5 separate regions of the Homo sapiens genome follow, and all the other regions are linked to region 1. A link is a contact called in ENCODE Hi-C or POLR2A ChIA-PET data. All regions are on one chromosome and are shown on one strand. Each heading gives the region's core, a stretch centred on a gene start or an enhancer-like site at or near the end of the contact. The rest is flanking DNA. Distances are from core to core; before and after follow the strand shown.

The links. A loop is a pair of places that touch in the nucleus more often than their neighbours do. ChIA-PET counts read pairs that join two places held with the same protein, here RNA polymerase II (POLR2A). Pooled maps may share reads with other maps.
Region 2: a pooled map shows a loop between it and region 1 (10-fold over the local background). The contact joins the promoter of KANSL1-AS1 here to the promoter of HEXIM2-AS1 in region 1. A Hi-C loop is called at or near these places in 1 of 168 maps with a recorded cell type or tissue (naive thymus-derived CD4-positive, alpha-beta T cell), 3 of 37 single-sample maps with no recorded cell type and 10 of 50 pooled maps. POLR2A ChIA-PET finds 5 or more read pairs at or near these places in 3 of 52 experiments (HEK293, OCI-LY7 and activated CD4-positive, alpha-beta T cell).
Region 3: a pooled map shows a loop between it and region 1 (5-fold over the local background). The contact joins the enhancer-like site here to the promoter of HEXIM2-AS1 in region 1. A Hi-C loop is called at or near these places in 3 of 50 pooled maps. POLR2A ChIA-PET finds 5 or more read pairs at or near these places in 2 of 52 experiments (PC-3 and activated B cell).
Region 4: a loop to region 1 is called in a map of naive thymus-derived CD4-positive, alpha-beta T cell, with 24 times the contacts of the local background. The contact joins the promoter of DHX8 here to the promoter of HEXIM2-AS1 in region 1. A Hi-C loop is called at or near these places in 1 of 168 maps with a recorded cell type or tissue (naive thymus-derived CD4-positive, alpha-beta T cell) and 4 of 50 pooled maps. POLR2A ChIA-PET finds 5 or more read pairs at or near these places in 1 of 52 experiments (H1).
Region 5: a pooled map shows a loop between it and region 1 (6-fold over the local background). The contact joins the promoter of HROB here to the promoter of HEXIM2-AS1 in region 1. A Hi-C loop is called at or near these places in 4 of 50 pooled maps. POLR2A ChIA-PET finds 5 or more read pairs at or near these places in 2 of 52 experiments (HEK293 and activated CD8-positive, alpha-beta memory T cell).

The regions. Positions count from the first base shown.
Region 1 is chr17:45,160,190-45,162,930 of GRCh38, forward strand. It overlaps HEXIM2-AS1 (HEXIM2 antisense RNA 1), which reads right to left and starts at 1,349. Exons shown (of 3, transcript NR_186789.1): 1 at 1,272-1,349. HEXIM2 (HEXIM P-TEFb complex subunit 2) reads left to right here and starts at 1,686. Exons shown (of 4, transcript NM_001303441.2): 1 at 1,686-1,842; 2 at 2,299-2,446; 3 at 2,561-2,670. The coding sequence starts at 2,605. RefSeq lists enhancers at 321-936, 937-1,552, 1,206-1,435, 1,553-2,168, 1,586-1,785 and 1 more.
Region 2 is chr17:46,192,227-46,194,926 of GRCh38, forward strand. KANSL1-AS1 (KANSL1 antisense RNA 1) reads left to right here and starts at 1,347. Exons shown (of 2, transcript NR_034172.1): 1 at 1,347-1,512. It overlaps KANSL1 (KAT8 regulatory NSL complex subunit 1), which reads right to left and starts at 1,203. Exons shown (of 15, transcript NM_015443.4): 1 at 597-1,203.
Region 3 is chr17:46,264,898-46,267,613 of GRCh38, forward strand. It overlaps a transcript of LRRC37A not described here and the pseudogene LOC100132570. Among named protein-coding and RNA genes, the nearest start is that of LRRC37A, 29 kb to the right of the region's middle. Within about 2 kb of position 1,419, at least 33 of the 41 ENCODE cell types and tissues checked have a DNase peak (open chromatin) inside an H3K27ac peak, as active enhancers do.
Region 4 is chr17:43,482,651-43,485,350 of GRCh38, forward strand. DHX8 (DEAH-box helicase 8) reads left to right here and starts at 1,325. Exons shown (of 23, transcript NM_004941.3): 1 at 1,325-1,535. The coding sequence starts at 1,388. RefSeq lists enhancers at 1,018-1,860, 1,160-1,589.
Region 5 is chr17:44,140,509-44,143,208 of GRCh38, forward strand. HROB (homologous recombination factor with OB-fold) reads left to right here and starts at 1,422. Exons shown (of 10, transcript NM_001171251.3): 1 at 1,422-1,637. The coding sequence starts at 1,635. RefSeq lists an enhancer at 1,177-1,346 and silencers at 1,647-1,706, 1,953-2,247.

The sequences.
Region 1 (2,741 bases), core at 99-2,598:
GCTACAGCTATAATGTAAGGTTAAGAGTTTATTCTTTCAAAGCAGGTCTCCTCATCTCTTAAACGCTATACATATGAAGTAGATAAAAACTGGTTTCTTTTTTGGTAGCATTTAGGATCTACAAAAGTGATCCTTCAATTACTTGGAATTTCAAAAAATTGAGGTTACCTAGTAACAATGCACCAGTAGAACACAAAATACTCTGACTTTGTTTAGTCTGTGGGAAAAGAAAAATCTTTAAACTGGAAAGATTTTGTAGTCTTACAAAGATTACATTGGAATTGGAATTACTGTAGTTCGTTTTTCCCTCTAGGAGGGCAGCCATTTCTCTAAAAGTTGTGTAAAAGTTAAGACTAGGATTTCAAAATGCAAGCAGATGTTGATGAAGCATACGAAATGGGCAACTCCGTTTCTATTTCGGAGCCGCAGCGACTCCGACTTTGTGCCCCAACCCTGTAAAGGGCAAAACCTCATCCCTTCGGTGTAAACTTTCAAGAGAAGTGGGGCAGCACACTTTAGGCGTTTCACCAAGAGGCTGGCGACATGCTAGGTCAGGTTGTCCGGAGAATCGGGGCTGAATGGGAGAGATCTTGAGGGCAAGAGCCTCAGAGACCTTCAGGCACCGAGCTCGTGAAGGTTTCCAAGTGCCCCTCTCTAGCTGCTCCCAGGGGGAATTAGTGGTTGCTACAGTAGTTTAAGAGGGTCGTGGTTTTTCGCAACCCGGGCGGCGAGATGGCGCTTTGGTGTAAGCGAGGTAAGGTGGGTGCACTGGGATCTCCGCTCTCGGAGCCTCCAGCTGACTGCCACGCCGACTTGTGGCCAGACCTGCGACCTCCGCCCTCCCCCGCGGCGCCAGCCTCTGGAATCTGGCGTCGCCCCCACCTCTCCAGTCGAAGTGGGAGTCCCTCTGTGCGGGGCCTCGCCGCCATACCCAGGCCGAATGGGGGTGGGGAGGGAAGCTGGCAGAGCTCGGCCTCAGGATCCGCGCCCCTGTGGAAAGACCGCAGAGGGAAGCCGTTTCACCAGCCTCTCCCCTTCTGGGGTCTCGGGAAACACGCGGTAATTACCGAAGAACCCCGCACTCTGTGAGAGGCGAGGCTGCGGGGCTGCCGGGACGGTTTGAGGACCGGGCTCGGCCGAGGAGACTCCAACCTTCACCCTCCCTGGCCCCCGGTCCCACTTCCCGCCGTCTCCCGGCGCCGCCACTTCAGGTAGCCCACTCGGCCCGGCCTCTCCCCGCGCCCGGACCACCCCCCACGGGGTGCTCTCACTGCGCAGCGAGTCCCTCCGCTGCCTCCTCCCAGCCCAAAATGGCGGCGATGGCCGCCGAGCTTCTCGTCGCCTTCCTCAAAGGCCAAGGATCCCTCCGCGCCTGCTGCCCCGCCCACCTTAGCCGGATCTATTTTCTGCCCCGTAAAGATTAACGCCATCAATGAACTCTTTAATTGAGTTCGGAGAAGGCGGGTCCAGTTGTGCCTCCTCACAGCTAATCGTTGCCAAAAAAGCGAGAATATTGGCAGAAGGCTTGACCAATCAAAGAAGGCAGTGATGCGCGCGCGGTCTGCCCCCGCGCAAGGGTAGATGGGTTTTGGAGTCTCGGGTGTGGCTGTTGACGTTACAGGCCCTTGGATCGCTTTTCAGGCCAGAAGAACTACAATCCCCAGCAGGCACCGCGCGTCCAGGCTCTCTCTTCCCCCCCATCTTAGTGGCCTGAGCGGCTTGACCAGAGCTGCTGCAACTGCAGCAAGAGGTAGGGCTCAGGCGTTGGGAATTGCACCGACAGGCAGTCGCACAGAAAGGCACACAGATGTAGTGGTGTGCATAGCCCTTGACAGCGAATAGGTCAGTTCCACCTTTGCAAAACCTCTTTCCATGACTGTCTCCCTTCTTCCAAGAAATCCATCCTTATCCTAGTTGGGTTTCCCTCCCAGCTGCATGTAGTGCAAAGACCTCTTTCCCCTTTTCTCCTGTTTCCCTTTCTGAGAGGAAGGAGGGAGGCAGGCCAGGACCTTAGAGGAAAAGTCCTCAGCACTAGGCTGGCCCAGGTCCCAGCTGTGCTTCTGGCCTTTGGAGCCCAGCTTGGGGAGAAGGTTGGGGGTGCAGGGCTGCATCAAGATTGGGGCCACTGGAGACAGTGGGGAAGGACTCGTGAGCTTGCTCCATGTTCTCCCGTGGCAGCAGCAGCCCCGCTGCACTCCCAGCCTCCCCAGGCAGTCCTCCTTTGCCCCTTTGGTGGTTGGGGAAACAAAACTTACACCTGGCTTCCTGGCTGCCAACCTGGGCCTCGGTGACTTCCAGGAGGACAGTACAGGACATGAGTCCTGGTGAGGGACCCGAGGAGCAGGACAGAGAAGACGGCCCCTGAATCCCATTTGGCCCCTTGCTGGCTGGAGGTGTGAAAACCAGCGGTGGAGGCAGCCTTCGGGGCCTGCATTTGAGAATAAGGGTATGAAGGGCTGGGGTACAAAATGGCTGCCACTGCCTGGGCAAACAATTCTGGGCAGCCAGAGTATTCCTGACGTTCCTTCAGGATTTAGGTTTCTGTTGTTGTTCAAAGCAGGTGTCACTAGTTCCAGGCGTCTGCTGAAAGATTTGGAACAGAAGATGATGGCCACTCCGAACCAGACCGCCTGTAATGCAGAGTCACCAGTGGCCCTGGAGGAGGCCAAGGTAAGTCCCTGCCCTCCTGCCCACCCAAGCACCACGAGCACGGGTCCCACAGCTGAGATCCAAACTTCTTG
Region 2 (2,700 bases), core at 97-2,596, 1.0 Mb after region 1:
GTCAGCCGGAAAACAGGCCCCCAAAAAGGCAGTTAAGATTCCAACTCACTTAAAAGCAAATAAATCCCTCTTCCTCTTTAGTTTAAAAAAAAAAAAAGTCCGCCTGAGGGAGACTACATCTGAAAACGTAAGTGACCTGAATTTACAGGCAACAAAAATAATAAATGAAACAATCAGAGTTGTGATACAAACCGTGCAACGCGCCAAGATGTGTGTTTCGAGCAGAGAAAGGCCTTTTGCAGTCAAGAGAAGTTCAAGGCGAGAGCCAGAGTTTGTTTGGGGGGTTCTTTTACGGGAATAAATCATGTTCTTCAGGCCGCCTTTTTAAATAGAACGCCAAAGGAAAAGCTGGCGAACGAGGCGGCAGCTCCTGGGGAAGGGCCCCCGCACACCCCCGCCCTTGGGGCGACTCCCAGCCCGGACCCGCAGCAGGGAAGCCCGGAGAGGCCATTTAAAGTTCCGGGGGATTTTTCTACCCTGCCCTGCCTTTCTAGTTACAACTAACAAAGAGAGAGAGAAATGGGAGCCACAGGGAGAGCGAGGAGAAGGAGAAAGGGCAGCAGGAGGAGGAGGAGAGGAGCAGCAGCAGCACCTACCACGTGATGGAGGAGCGTAGCCCGGGCGGATTCAGCCCCACAAAATGGGCGCAGTTTGCAAACAGCCCCCCGGCCTGGGCGCCGAGGGCCAGCGGCGGGCGGGGGCGCGCGACGGCGGCTCCGGCCCGGGCCCGCCGCTCTCCTCCCCCCGACGCCCGGAGCCGCCCTGACTTTCCGGGCGGGGGGGCGAGGCAGAGGGGGAGGGGAAGGCGGCGGCGGGGAGCGGCTGCTTTTTCTTCTCTTTCGGGCCCTTTCCCGGCCTTGCTCCGCACCGACGGGGCCCGAGCACGGCTGGAGACCGCAGCCCGGCCGGGAGGGCGGGCGGGCGGGGGCAGAGAGTGAAACCGCCCCCCCGCCCCGCACAAACAAGCACCGCCGTCTGCAGCCCGAACCCGCACCCAGGCCGCCACCCCCGGCCGCCTCTTTCCAGCCGGGGAGCGCGCTTCAGCCGCCCCCCGCGCCGCCGCGGCGAGACGAGTCGGCTTCGCTACGGTGCTCGGTTCTCCCGCCGGCTCGGCGAGCGGTGGCGGCGGTGGCGGCGGCACTGGGAAAATGGCGGCCGAGCTCCTTTTCCCTCCCCCCCTTTAATCTGAAGCGGAGGGAGAATGGAGCGAGCGAGCAAGCGGGCGAGCGCCGGGGACACGGGGAGGAGGGACAGCAGCGCCTCCGCCGGCTGCGGCTGCGGCGGCGAAGGGCCGCTCCACCCCGGCGCGCCGCCAGGGGGCGCCCGCCGCGCCGCCCCCGCGGGCCGCCAGGAGGCGCGGCCGCCGCCGCCTCAGTCATGGCTCCTCGCCGTGGCCGATGTTTTTGTACCTCCATCTGCGGAGGCCGCGGCGCCCGGCCCCAGCTGCCCCGGACGTGCGGCGACGGCACGCAGCACTGCGGCAGGGGGAAGCCAGCCCTCGCTGCGGCCGAGGTGAGTCTAACCTGAGGCACTGACGCCGTCACATGCCCTCCGTGCTGGGGCCGGCGGTGCGGCTCGCCAGTTGAGGGGCAGGGCGGGCCGGCGCCGCGGAGCGAGAGGACGTGAGCGAGGAACTGTTTGCACTGTGTAGTAAAGAGGGTAAGGCCGTCGGCACCACACTATTCCAAGGCTAACCCTGCAGAAAGCTCCCTGACCAGTGAAGCGGCTTCCGCCGCCCGCCCTTTGTCCCTAGCAGCCAGCCTCCGTATACTGCAGCACGGCTGGGCACTAGCCCCAGCACCGCGCTCCGCAGCCACCAGAGTTGGGCGGGGTGGGGAGGGTGCACGTAGTCACTGCGCAGGCCCCAGCCAGGGCCCGCGCCGGGCCAGCCCGGGAAGGGACAGCCGGGAGCCAGAGGGGAAGTGATGGCCCCGCCGGCGCCGGGCCCGCTGGGAACTGTAGTTTTCGTGAAGAAACACGCGTCTTGTTTTGGGTGTCATGGCTTGGCAGATCCGCCAAAACAGGCAAATGGCATTACACAATGAGTATTTATGCTTCCTGCCGCCACCAAAAGGAAGTTCACTGCCATGCTAAAAGTTTAACAAAGAACTCCATAAAGAAACACAAGTCTCACAACAAAAAGCCAACTTCCCACCTCGTTACCAGAGTTGGTTTAAAGTGGTGGCACCTTATCATTTCTCATGACCAGTTTATCAGTACAGAACTTTATATTGTCCCCAAAATAGGACCTTTAAAATAATGGAACCTTTCCTAGACTTAAAGAATTCATAAACATAATGTAATACAAAGTGTCACACAAAGTGTAATTCTACCACCCTTTAAAGTTGCCAAAAGATGAGTGGAGTATCTTGAGATTTAAAAGACTAATCTAGGATTCATCAAAACTGGCTTAAATGACTGAAGAAAAAATCGTTCAAATCATTAAATCATCAAATTCGGCAGATAAGAAGGGTATGTATGCTCTACTACCAAAAAGGAAGACGCAAAATGCTTCACACTTTTTTGTGGCTTACCAGAACCAATATCCGGCATTATACGTCACTTCTGCTTATCAAAAAACACCCTCACAGTCGTTACAGAACGGTTTTAGTCTTCCCACAAAGTTACACTAACTCACCTGCCCCTGCAACATCTGCACCTAGGTTTCTGCGAATTTCCATTTGTACTCCTAAAATCACA
Region 3 (2,716 bases), core at 169-2,668, 1.1 Mb after region 1:
TCAGAGATGTGGTTGTAACTGAGAAATCTTAAGCCTAGTGAATTTTATTCCACTTGACTTAAATAAAGAGCACGTGAAAGAAGGGGATCTGAGGACATCTATGAACAGGGCCCCGAGGGCATGAACTTACTAGTGTTTATATGACTAGTGTTTATCTGGGCCTGTCTAGTCTGGAGAACCTGACTCTGGTGTACCCAAGCTTTGCAGTGGCTGTAGAGGTTTGCTCTTTTGGAGGGAGAAGATAATTCATTCCTCCAACACCTGAATGAGGGTAGATTAACCCACCTCCTTCAGCTGCAATTTGGCAAATTTCTCTTCTTTGATTTAATGCTCAACGGACAAATTTCCTTTCTTCTTCTTCTTCTTCTTCTTCTTCTTCTTCTTCTTCTTCTTCTTCTTCTTCTTCTTCTTCTTCTTCCTCTTCTTCTTTTTTTCTCCTCTTCTTCTTCTTCTTCTCCTCCTTCTCCTTCTTCTCCTTCTTCTTTTCTCTTCCTTCTCCTCCTCCTTCCTCCTCCTCCTCTTCCTACTCTTCTTCCTCTTCCTCTCCTCCTCCTCTTCCTCCTCCTCTTCCTTCTTCTTCTTCTTTCTTTTTTTTTCGGTTTTGAGACAGGGTCTCCGTCACCCAGGCTGGAGTGCAGTGGCACGATCTCGGCTCACTGCAACCTCCACCTCCTAGGCTCAAGCGATCCTCCCACCTCAGCTTCCCATGTGGCTGGGACCAAGGCGTGAGCTACCATGCCCGGCTAATTTTTGTATTTTTTGTAGAGACAGGGTCTCTCCATGTTGCTCAGGCTGGTCTTGAACTCCTGAGCTCAAGAGATCCTCCTGTCTCAGGCTCCCAAAGTCCTGGGATTACAAGCACGAGCCACCATGCCCGGCCTCAACAGGCAACCTTCTGATTAATAATTAGACCTCTGTGCCGGCCGTCGTGGCTGATGCCTGTAATTCCAGCACTTTGGAAGGCCAAGGCGGGTGGATGGCTTGAGGTCGGGCGTTTGAGACCAGCCTGGCCAACACGGTGAAACCCCGTCTCTGCTAAATATACAAAAATTAGCCTGGCATGGTGGCGTATGCCTGTAATCCCAGCTACTTGGGAGGCTGAGGCACGAGAATCGCTTGAACCCGGGAGGCAGAGGTTACAGTGAGCTGTCATATATAATGAAACAGTTTTACTAAACTTAGGAAGCAGTGACTTGGTGTCTCTAGAAATTGCCTAACATACACATTCCAGGATACATTCTCTGTCATCTGGAATCTCCTCCCTTCCACAAACCCACGCTGTCTTAAGCACTATTTTCCTATTTGTTGTTGACCTAATCTAGAAAAAAGCGGCCATCACTCTTTCTCCCCCACTCAGTCCCTCAGTCCCGAAACACCCTTATTCTCCGCACTTGTCACCCCACCCTCTGCTGCCCCCACCGCAGCGCGCAAACGCACACGAGTTTAAAGTTTAGGCTGTGATGCTATCCTCGCCCGCAGATCACAGGACAGACATTCTCGGGGACAACTTTGCGAGGCCATGTGCTCGTCCCCCTTAGGAAGGAAGAGGGAGAAATCCCTGCGGCTCGGTTTTGTTCCAATGGTCTGCTCAGCGAGTGATTCCCGTTTCCCCAAAGGCTGCCCCTCATTAGCATGAACGGGGACGCGGGTGTGGAGAAGGGGTTAGAGGAGAGAAAGCAAGCAAAAGCCCAGGCTCACTTTTAGAGCCTGGGAACCCTGTCTGCAAAAATGACAGCTAGAGCTTTCTGGCTCCTCTGTTTAATCGTCGGATCATCCCCCGAAGCTCCGGTGGAGAGAAAAAGTAAGATCGGTGTAGTGCGGAGCCCTGGGAGCGGAGCGGGGATCTGGGGAGGGGGCGCCCAGGCCTCAGCCGCCGGCCGACAACCGGGCCACCTTCCGTGAGGCCGCACACGCTCCCACAGGCCCGCGCCTGGCGCAAGCCGAGAACCGCGCGTCGCCGCGCCGCGGGCCCGCGACGGAGGAAGCCCCGAGACGCGCGCGCTCACGGGCCCTACGCTTCCCCGCCGCCCGGCCGCGCGCGCGCGCCGCCGAGGGCCCCGCCGGCCCTGCCCACCCCAACCGGCCGCGCGCCGTTGTGCCGGCCCCCGGCTCGCCGCCCGCGCCGCCGCCGCGCCTCAGCTTCAGATTCGGCCTCAGTCAGCCGCGCAGGGACGCGGAGCCCGGCGCCGAGCTCTGCGCTTGCGCTTGCCGGGCGGGCATGGACGGGCGAGAGGCGTTCTGCAAGCGCGAAATCGGTGAGCCCGGCCGCCGCGCCGCCGCCCCGCGAGCCTTTCCGAGTCCCGGAGAATCCTGCACGCGAGATCCCAGGGCGCCCGACCCATGCGGGCCGTTTCGCTGTTGCTAAAAACCAACGCCCAGGGACTGGGAGAGGAACTGGGGTTCCCAAACTGTTTTTTGGAAGCAGCGATGAACGGGATAGTGCATGACGTGGACGTGCTGGGCGCGGGCATCTGGCTGGTGACCCTGCTGGTGGATCGGGACGGGCTGTACAAGATGAACCGCCTGTACCTCACTCACCCCCGACGTCTTCTTCTTCCGAGTCCACATGTTAGTCCTGGACTCCTCCAGCTGCAATAAACCGTGTCCAGAGTTTAAACCTGGTATTGAAACTGAGCTGAATGACGCTGCATATGTACTTTATACCACCGTTTGTAACGTGGGTGCCACAGCCCGGGCTGTGGGTCGTCCAGTCTTT
Region 4 (2,700 bases), core at 75-2,574, 1.7 Mb before region 1:
TCCCAGGTTCAAGCAATTCTCCCGCCTCAGCCTCCCTAGTAGCTGGGACTACAGGCACATACCATCACGCCCAGCTAATTTTTGTATTTTTAGTACAGACGAGGTTTCACCATGTTGGCCAGAGTGGTCTTGAACTCCTGACCTCAAGTGATCCGCCCGTCTCGGCCTCCCAAAGTGCTGGGATTACAGGGGTGAGCCACAGTGCCCAGCCCCTGGGGGAATAAGTTCTGAGAGGACACAGGAAAACTGGGGATTGAAAAGCAGGTTTTCACAAGAGTGGAGGCAGCTGGCTCTGTGGGTTCCCAGACTAAGGGGATCTGTGCTTGACAGACCAGAGGCCAGTTCTGTGACCATCATCTCAGCCTTGAATTTTTTTTTTTTTTTTTTTGAGACAAAGTCTCACTCTGTCGCCCATGCTGGAGTGTAGTGGTGTGAACTCAGGTCACTCCAACCTCTGCCTCCTGGGTTCAAGCGATTCTTGTGCCTCAGCCTCCCGAGTAGCTGGGACTACAGGCGCCCACCACCACCACGCCCGGCTAAGTTTTCTATTTTTAGTAGAGATGGAGTTTCGCCACGTTGGCCAGGCTGGTCTGGAACTCCTGACCTCAAGTGATCCACCAGCCTCGGCCTCCCAAAGTGCTGGCATTACAGGCGTGAGCCACTGCACCCGGCCTAGCCTTGTGATATTAACAGTAACTGTCATTTGCGGTGTGCCTACTCTGTGTCACACTCCTTGCAGTTATTCCATTTAGGGTAGAGCAACATTATTCTAGTTTACAGATGAGAAAACTAAGGCCCCAGAGATTGATTTGCCCAAGCAGCCAGCTGGCAGTGGAAGTGCCAGTTTCTTCGTGTGTAAAACAAGAGAAGGCAATCTACTGCCTACTGGCTTGTCAAGGGTCACTTGAGATCGGACGACAGGAACCACAAAGAAGTGAGGCCGGGAATTTGCGGATCCACAGTAAAGCAAGTTTGTCTTTTTCCAGACGTGCATTAAGATTCCTTTTTCAAGTGTTCTAAAGCGCAGGCGCAGGCTGTTTTGCGGTTGCCTCCCGGCGCCTCTTGTGCAGGCCGGGGTCGCCCTCTGCCGACCCAGGGCGGGAGCGCGCTGAGTGAACGTTTCCAGGCCTGAGGGCGGGCGGAGATTTTTCTCGCCTGTAGAGGGCGCAGATCGGCGTGCAGAGTAACCCACTCTAGTTGTCCCTTCCTTAAGCACTTCCTGTTTGATCTCTATGATCCATCCTGTTGGGACTTGATTCGTTCCTCAAATTTTCAATTTACCGTAAACAAAGGGGACGCGCGCTGACCCGGAAGTGAAAGCTGGAACCCGGCCGGAGTAGCTCTGAGCGCCGGCTGTGAGGAAGGAGGTTCTGGGCAAGCTATAGCCATGGCTGTGGCTGTAGCCATGGCGGGAGCCTTAATCGGGTCGGAGCCAGGCCCCGCGGAAGAACTTGCCAAACTCGAGTACCTGTCTTTGGTGTCAAAGGTTTGCACTGAGCTGGACAATCACTTGGGGATCAACGACAAGGACCTTGGTGAGCTCGGGGAGGTCCCTGGGACCTCAGTTTGGGATTGAGGGAAGCGGAAGGAGGAAGGAGGAAGGAGAAAGGTGGTTGATGGACCGAAAGTATGTTCGTGTGAATCTGTCTCTCTCTGTCGCAGACACCGGTGCCCAGGGTACACGCTGCCGTGGCCTCGGCTTGAGAGCCCTCGAGAAACTTTAGAAACTTTCCCAGAGCTGTCAGTGAAGCCCGGGGCGGTCATCTCTGCTTGATTGTTTTTTGTTTGTTTTTTCAGCCTCAATTAAACATGTTTAACAACAACAGCAGCAGATGCTGCGATGACGACGATGATGGCTGACGTTTATTGGGTGCTCACTATGTGCTAGATGCGATGCTCAGCTCTTTATTGACATTATTTTATTTGGTCTTCACGCCACTCTGTGACATAGTAGTTAGCGTCTGTGCTTTTAACTGTGTTCTTTGACCGTTCATCCTGTACTCTTTTTTGAGGCAGGGCCTCGCTCTGTTTCCCGGGCTGGAGTGCAGTGGCACGATCTCGGCTCACTGCAGCCTCCACCTCCTGGGCTCAAGCAGTCCTCCCACCTCAGCCTCCCGAGTAGCTGGGACTACAGGCGGGCGCCACCAAGCTCGACTCATTTTTAAATTTTTTGTAGAGACGGGGGTCTCACTGTATTGCCCAGGCTGGTCTCGAACTTCTGGGCTCAAGCAGTCCTCTTCCCTCGGCCTCCCAAAGTGTTGGGATTACAGGCGTGAGCCATTGCGTCCTGTACTATGTCTTAAACACCAGTCACTAGATGTTTTGGGGCAAACTACATCTGGGGAGCCGAAACTGAGGAATTAGAAAAGGCTAGGGTCCTAAAGCTAAAGCCATAGACAGATGGAGCCTTTATGAAGGTACAGAGGATGGATGGGATCAAGGGCAACCAATGGATGGATTGACCTTTGGTACGTACAGCAAGGCTTCTTCAGTTGTAACAGGAGCGAGGACAGAGAATACAGTTGCAGATTCAGATGAGTTTAGAGATTGGTGGTGGGAAGATGAGTGAGAGAGTTCCAGCCCACTCTTCAGTTTCCTAAATGAAGATAAAGTCATCAACCGGAGGGATGGAAGGGAAGGGGCAGGTGACAGGAGGGGTTAGGGAAGTTAGACGAGTGACCTTTGGTAAGATTCATAGTT
Region 5 (2,700 bases), core at 172-2,671, 1.0 Mb before region 1:
AATTAGCTGGGCTTAGGCCAGGCACAGTGGCTCACGTTTATAATCCCAGCACTTCGGGAGGCCAATGCGGGTGGATCACGAGGTCAGGTGTTCAAGACCAGCCTGGGCAACATAGTGAAACCCTGTCTCTACTAAAAATACAAAAAGTTAGCTGGGCGTGGCTGGGCGCAGTGGTTCACGTCTGTAATCCCAGCACTTTGGGAGGCAGAGGCGGGCAGATTACCTGAGGTCAGGAGTTCGAGACCATCCTGGCCAACATGGTGAAACCCTGTCTCTACTAAAAATACAAAAAATTAGCTGGGCGTGGCTGGGCGCAGTGGCTCACGTCTGTAATCCCAGCACTTTGGGAGGCAGAGGCGGGCAGATTACCTGAGGTCAGGAGTTCGAGACCAGCCTGGCCAACATGGTGAAACCCTGTCTCTACTAAAAATACAAAAATTAGCCAGGCATGATGGCACATGCCTGTTATCCCAGCTACTCGGGAGGCTGAGGCAGGAGAATTGCTTGAGCCTAGGAGGAAGAGGTTGCAGTGAGCCGAGATCATGCCACTGCACTGCAGCCTGTCCTGCAGAGCGAGACTGTCTCAAAAAAAAAAAAAAAAAAAAAAAATTAGCCGGGCGTGGTGGCGGGCACTTGTAATCCCAGCTACTTGGTAGGCTGAAGCAGGAGAATCGCTTGAACCTGAGAGGCAGAGGTTGCAGTGAGCCAAGATCGTGCCACTGCACTCCAGCCTGGGCAACAATGTGAGACTCCGTGTCAAAAAAAAAAAAAGTTAACTGGGTTTGGTGGTGTGTGCCTGTGATCCCAGCTACTCAGGAGGCTGAGGTGGGAGGACTGCTTGGGCCCAAGAGGTGGAGGATGCAGTGAGCCATGACTGTGCCGCTGCACTCCGGGCTGGGTAAGGGAGTAAAGTAAGTCTCAAAACAAAAACAAACTCATTTTCTGAGTGTCTTCAATGTGCCACATGCTGGTTCACAAAGGTGAAAAGCCACAGTCTTGCTCTGAAGCAGTATTAAGTCAAGCAGGGAGGCCGGGCGCCATGGCTTACGCCTGTAATCCCAGCTACTTCGAAGGCTGAGGCAGGAGAATCGCTTGAACCCGGGAGGCGGAGGTTGCAGTGAGCCGAGATCGCGCCACTGCACTCCAGCCTGGGCGACAGAGCGAGATTCGGTTTAAAAAAGAAAAAAAAAAAAGAACGGAAAAGAAAGGGGCGGGGGCAGGATTAGGCATCGTGGGGCCAAGATGCTTGATCTCACCTGAACCAGTGCTGAACCAGCCGACTGGGAAGAGGAGCCGCTTGGGGGCGACCGAGAGCCCATCCGTTTCCCCTTTAAGACCAGAGCGGAAGACTACAGTGAGAAGGCCCTTTGTGTCGGCGGGAAAGAAATATGCCTGCCCCTTTAAGAAGGCGGAGACGCCCCAGTGGCGGCGTCTTCGAATGCGGCCTAAGGCGCCTGCCGCCAGTCTCCTGGCGACTTTCCCTATATCGCAGAGACTCATCCCTCTGACCCCAGCCCGGAAGCACTGTCCCTCGGAGTCCGAGACTTCCACCTGGGTCGTGTCCAAGGCCCCGGCGACTCCCCGGACTCGGGGTGCCGGGCCAACCTCCCCGCCGAGGCCCACCCGCCGTCGCTATGGTAATGCCGCGCCCAGCTTGGGGGCTGGCGGGCCGCAGGGCCCCCTGGCCTCCGGAACTGCTCATGGGGTTCCAGCCCCTCGCCCGCGCAAGTTGCAGGACCGGGGTCTGGGTGGGGGTTCGGCGGAGTCGGGAGACCTGGGCTGTCGTCAGGGCTTGTCATGGACGCGCCGGAGACCCTGAGAAAGCATTCTCCTCCCCCGGGCCTCAGTTTCCCTCCTGTTGCCTTCCTACCCTCCTGGGAAACCCCCCTTTCCAGTGCGCTCAGACGTCACTACCGCTTGGGTCCATCCCTTTCCCCTCCCCGCCCCACACTTTCTACTTTTTTTTTTTTTTTTTTTGGACGAAGTCTCGTTCTGTCGCCCAGGCTGGAGTGCAGTGGCGTGATCTCTGCTCACTGCAACCGTCGTCTCCCGCCCACCCCTTTCACTCTGACCCTTAGAGTCTTGGGAACTGTATCGCCAGCTGTAGCTCCTGCGGCTCTGGCATCTGGGGTTAGGCACCACCTCTGATCTGGGTTTGACACTCATCAGGAACTGGCTACAGCAGCCCTGCTGGCTAGAAAGAAGGAACCGTGGACTGGGGCATCCTACTCTCCTGGGACCCTAGTTTTTGGGCCTTGGATTAGGTAGGGAAACTACTGGCTTCATTTGCAGAAACAATGCCACTGTGCAGACATGTTTGGATTTATGGTAGTTTCTCTTATGTTTGACATAAGATTGGTCAGGCGAAACCTTTGGGATATTGCAAAATCCTTAGGCCCAAGCCAGGGGCCGTGGCTGACACCTGTTTTTGTTTGTTTGTTTTTTTGAGACAGAGTCTCACTCTGTGGCCCAGGCTGAAGTGCAGTGGTGCGATCTCCGCTCACTGCAACCTCCACTTCCCAGGTTCAAGCAATTCTCCTGCCTTAGACTCCCAACAAGCTGGGATTACAGGCGGGCACCACCACCCCAGCTAACTTATTTCTATTTTTAGTAGAGACGAGGTTTCACTTTGTTGGCCAGGCTGTTCTTGAACTCCTGGCCTCAGGTGGTCCACCCGCCTTGGCGTCACAAAGTGCTGGG